Regions from separate parts of the Homo sapiens genome. Here region 2 is linked to region 1. Evidence: read pairs that join two places in POLR2A ChIA-PET (ENCODE). Cell type or tissue: A673. All regions are shown on one strand.

Region 1 (2,500 bases):
CCTCGTGGTTTGCCCACCTTGGCCTCCCAAAGTGCTGGGATTACAGGCGTGAGCCACCACGCCCTGCCTTTAAATTCATACTTCTATTAGGAAATAATTTGGTTGATGCTTTCTTGGGGAATAGGTGATGGAGTAGGAGTTAAGAATAACTACAAGCCAGGTGCAGTGGCTCACGCCTGTAATCCTAGCACTGTGGGAGGCCGAGGCGGGCGGATCACGAGGTCAGGAGATCGAGATCACCCTGGCCAACATGATGAAACCCCGTCTCTAGTAAAACTACAGGAATTATCTGGGTGTGGTGGCACGTGCCTGTAATCCCAGCTACTCAGGAGGCTGAGGCAGGAGAAATGCTTGAACCTGGGAGGCAGAGATTGCAGTGAGCTGAGACTGCACCATTGTACTTCAGCCTGAGTGACAGAGCAAGCCTCTGTCTAAAAAAAAAAAAAAAAAAAAAAAGAATAGCTACAGACTGCTGTTCTGCTCTTCTCTTAACCTTTTCACTTTCCCTTTTCCAAACTAGTTAATTTGCAGTTTAAAGATAAAGGTAGGCCAGTGCAACTAATGCATTTTCTCCAGAGTTTAAACTCACTTGGAACCACCAGAAATCATTCCCACTCATACCACTAAGAAATCCTGTCCCAGAAAACCACCCAACAGGGTCACTACTGCTCTCCTTAGCACTAGGAGAGATGATCAATACCCAGAGAACACCAATAATTCTAGATGCCCACTGTGCTAATATGTTTTGAGAACCTTCCAGGTCAACACCTTTTAAGGCAATGTAGGTTTTTATATTTGTACAGGACCTTAGAGTTAGGGGATATATGTCTATATATTTATATTCTATCTATAGATCTAAAGTGAGTTACTTTTACAAAAAAAACAAAAACAAAAACAAAAAACACTGAATTTTATGAGGTTAAGTGGTGTGGTAAATTGTCTGCAAAAGTAGAAAAATAGTCATCAACAGTTTCTCCCATCCCTGTGCACACACCACACTCCCCCCATCAGGAGGTGGAGTCTGTTTCTTTTCCCCTTGAATCTGGGCTAGTCTTATGACTTGCTTTCACCAATAGAATGTAGTGGAAATAACACTGTGCCAGTTCTGGGCCTATTCCTTAAGAGACCTGGCAGTTTCCGCTTTGCTCTTTGGGAAGCCATTTCTCATATAAAGAAGTCTAACTACCCTATTGGAGAGAGTGGCCATGTATCTTTCATTGTAGATAGAGGCCCTGGGAAATGAGAGATTATGAAGGGAGAGAGAGCCTAGACATCCTCCAGCTGTCCCAGCCAACCAGTGCAGGCCCCAGCCATGCAAGTGAAGTTGACTTGGATCCTCCAGCCTTTTGTCAAGCTGCCCAGCCAACACCATGTGGAGTAGAGACAGGCTATTCCACTATGTTCTGGCCAAATTAAAGAATCTTTCTCTTTTTTTCTTTTTTTTTTTTGAGACAGAATTTTGCTCTTGTTGCCCAGGCTAGAGTGCAACGGCATGATCTTTGCTCACCGCAACCTCCGCCTCCTGAGTTCAAGCGATTCTCCTGCCTCAGGCTCCTGAGTAGCTGGGATTTCAGGCATGCACAACCATGCCTGGCTAATTTTGTATTTTTTTTAGTAGAGATGGGGGTTTCTCCATGTTGGTCAGGCTGGTCTCGAACTCCCAAACTCAGGTGATCCACCTGCCTCGGCTTCCCAAAGCGCTGGGATTACAGGCGTGAGCCATCACGCCTGGCCTAAAGAATTTTGAGTACAGCCAGATGTGATGGCTCACACCTATAATCCTAGCACTCTGGGAGGCCAAGGTGGCCAGATCACGAGGTCAGAAGTTTGAGACCAGCCTGATCAAGATGATGAAACCCTGTCTCTACTAAAAATACAAAAATTAGCCGGGCATGGTGGCACACACCTGTAATCCCAGCTACTCAGGAGGCTGAGGCAGGAGAATCGCTTGAACCTGGGAGGCGGAGGTTGCAGTGAGCCGAGACTGCACCACTGCACTCCATCATGGGCAACACGAGTGAAACTCCATCTCAAAAAGAAAAAAAAAAGAATCTTGAGTAAGGCCAGATGTGGTGGCTCACACCTGTAATCCTAGCACTTTGGGAGGCAGAGGCAGGCGGATCGTTTGAGCACAAGCGTTTGAGACCACTGTAGGCAACATGGCAAAAATCCATCTCTACAAAAAATACAAAAAATTAGCCAGGCATCGTGGCATATACCTGTAGTCTCAGTTACTTGGGAGGCTGAGGTAGGAGAACCAACTAAGCCATGGAGGTCCAGGCTGCAATGAGCCAAGATCATCCCACTGCACTCCAGCCTGGGTGACAGAGTAAGACCCTGTCTCAAACAAACAACAACAACAGCAAAAGAATATTGAATAAATAAAGCATAGTTGTTGTTTTAAACTACTCATTTTTAAGGTTGTTTATTAATTATTAATAAGTAAACAATAGCAATAATAGATAACTAGAAGATAACTAAAACAAGAGGTAGTGATTAG
Region 2 (2,500 bases), 720 kb after region 1:
TGTCTGTTCATGAGTTGGGATGGGTCCTGACCCCATTCTCCCTCCTGTCCAGGTCCAATGAAGCGTCAAGTGGCAGTAAAATCAACCCGAGGCTTTGCTCTTAAATCAACCCATGGGATTGCAATTAAATCAACCAACATGGCCTCTGTGGACAAGGGGGAGAGCGCACCTGTTCGTAAGAACACACGCCAATTCTATGATGGCGAGGAGTCTTGCTACATCATTGATGCCAAGCTTGAAGGCAACCTGGGCCGCTACCTCAACGTGAGACCCCTCTCCCCACCTCTAGATGCTGGATTATCCCATGGTCCTCAGATTTCTTTTAACATACTCTATAAGCCCTTTTCTTGTTATAAACTCTTGATCTCAAAGGATCTTAAAGAGGTAGCTTTCTTTCAAAGCATCTATTATAATGGGGAGGGTCAGATGGCATCATTTTTCTTCCAACTCTCACTCTCCCTGCAAAGCCAGGTTCAGTTTCCCTGGTTCTTATTTGATCCTGTCCTTAAACCTACAGCACAGTTGCAGCCCCAACCTGTTTGTCCAGAATGTCTTCGTGGATACCCATGATCTTCGCTTCCCCTGGGTGGCCTTCTTTGCCAGCAAGTAAGGAGTCAGGAAAGGGGATGACTGGGGAGGGGCAAGGACCACTGAAGTTCTAAGGGCCCCTCCTCCATTCATGATCCAACTCCACCTACATATTCAGTAACCCCAAGTGCCTGGGTTATCTGCTGTCTTTGCCACACACCATCCTTTTCTTCCTCTTCAGAAGAATCCGGGCTGGGACAGAACTTACTTGGGACTACAACTACGAGGTGGGCAGTGTGGAAGGCAAGGAGCTACTCTGTTGCTGTGGGGCCATTGAATGCAGAGGACGTCTTCTTTAGAGGACAGCCTTCTTCCCAACCCTTCTTGAACTGTCGTTTCCTCAGGAACTGGGTCTTCCTGATTGTTGAACCCTGACCCGAAGTCTCTGGGCTAGCTACTCCCCCCAGCTCCTAGTTGATAGAAATGGGGGTTCTGGACCAGATGATCCCTTCCAATGTGGTGCTAGCAGGCAGGATCCCTTCTCCACCTCCAAAGGCCCTAAAGGGTGGGGAGAGATCACCACTCTAACCTCGGCCTGACATCCCTCCCATCCCATATTTGTCCAAGTGTTCCTGCTTCTAACAGACTTTGTTCTTAGAATGGAGCCTGTGTATCTACTATCTCCAGTTTGTATTATTTCTTGAAAGTCTTTTAACAATATGATAAAACTAAGATTGTGGTTTTGTTTCTCTCTCTCAGCCCGATACTCCCAATTCTGGATCTTTCAGTGAGGTATTATCCCCATCCTCCCCTGTGGGCTGCTGTCATTCATCTTCTACCTTGTCTACCTTTGCTTCTTGCATGTGAATTTTTTTAGATGGAGTTCTCGCTCTGTCACCCAGGCTGGAGTGCAATGGTGCAATCTCGACTCACTGCAGCCTCCGCCTCCCGGGTTCAGGTGATTCTCCTGCCTCAGCCTCCTAAGTAGCTGAGATTACAGTCGCCCGCCACCACACCCAGCTAGATGTATTTTTAGTAGAGATGGGGTTTCGCCATGTTGGCCAGGCTGGTCTCAAACTCCTGACCTCTAGTGATCCACCCTCCTTGGCCCCTCAAAGTGCTCAAATTACATGCATGTGAAATTTAAAAAAGAAAATATTACATAACTGCAAGGAAGGCATAAGAAAGACTCTCTTCGTTTATTTAGTTGATCCCCCTTCTCAATTCCTAATAGTCTGACACTTATTGCCATGTTTTATTTAATATTTTTTATTTAATCTTTTAATTTTTAAAAAAAACCCATTAACAGTACATTTTGGTCTAAAATGGTCCCTCTGCTGAAATGCTAGGTGCTAGCCGTAATTCTGGCTTTAAAACCAAAACCCCAAATATTTAATAAATAAAAATTAGAATTAGTTGCCATTCTACTCCAAACCAGCTAGCCTAGCTGAAGAGAAGAGGGAAGGGGGAAGAGGCCAGAGAAAGGAGGAGGCAGTCAGATCTTAGACCTGTCGCTACAGGGACAGCTGAAAGAAGTAGCACTAAGAAAGATCATCCGAGCAGTCCCCAGTACAGCCCCCACTTTTTGGCAGAGGTAGGGTAAGGGTTATGTGCACCCTCCTCCTACCCTCAATTCATTTGTGTCATAGAGGGAGAAAGTTAAAAGCTCAGCTTTGGTTTCTGGCCCAAGTTAGGGAGCTTAGAAAGGTTAGCCTTGGTCCAGCTTTGGCAGAATGAGGCCCACAGATGGGACAATAAGGCACAACCCTGGCTCTGGAGGTCAGGGAGTCAAAGGCAAACAGCTGGGGCCAAATTCTCAGAATAAGGAATGTGAATTGTAACCCCTACCCACAGAGAGCTGAGGGAGGGCCTCAAAAGCAGTAGAAAGGATGACTTGGCGGGTAGGGAGGAAAATACGACCGTCCCCCTCTAACAGAATATAACCAACGTCCCCCTACCTGGGGATAGGCTG

What was found. ChIA-PET counts read pairs that join two places held together with the same protein. Peaks named below come from ENCODE experiments on the same cell type or tissue, not always from the same donor. Only the 100,000 strongest peaks of a DNase experiment are listed, where the experiment ranks them.
Region 2: POLR2A ChIA-PET joins it to region 1 with 5 read pairs; 3 of 35 experiments call an interaction of 5 or more read pairs at or near these places.

The regions. Positions count from the first base shown.
Region 1 is chr1:150,241,890-150,244,389 of GRCh38, forward strand. No RefSeq gene overlaps it. Among named protein-coding and RNA genes, the nearest start is that of ANP32E, 7.0 kb to the left of the region's middle. In A673, no CTCF peak of the experiment used is centred here; no DNase peak of the experiment used is centred here.
Region 2 is chr1:150,963,478-150,965,977 of GRCh38, forward strand. SETDB1 (SET domain bifurcated histone lysine methyltransferase 1) reads left to right here. Exons shown (of 22, transcript NM_001366418.1): 20 at 53-264; 21 at 518-606; 22 at 770-1,260. The coding sequence ends at 887. It overlaps CERS2 (ceramide synthase 2), which reads right to left. Exons shown (of 11, transcript NM_022075.5): 11 at 1,709-2,500. Among named protein-coding and RNA genes, the nearest start is that of CERS2, 10 kb to the right of the region's middle. RefSeq lists enhancers at 1,304-1,448, 1,941-2,085 and cis regulatory regions at 1,376, 2,012. In A673, no CTCF peak of the experiment used is centred here; no DNase peak of the experiment used is centred here; H3K27ac peaks cover 288 bases.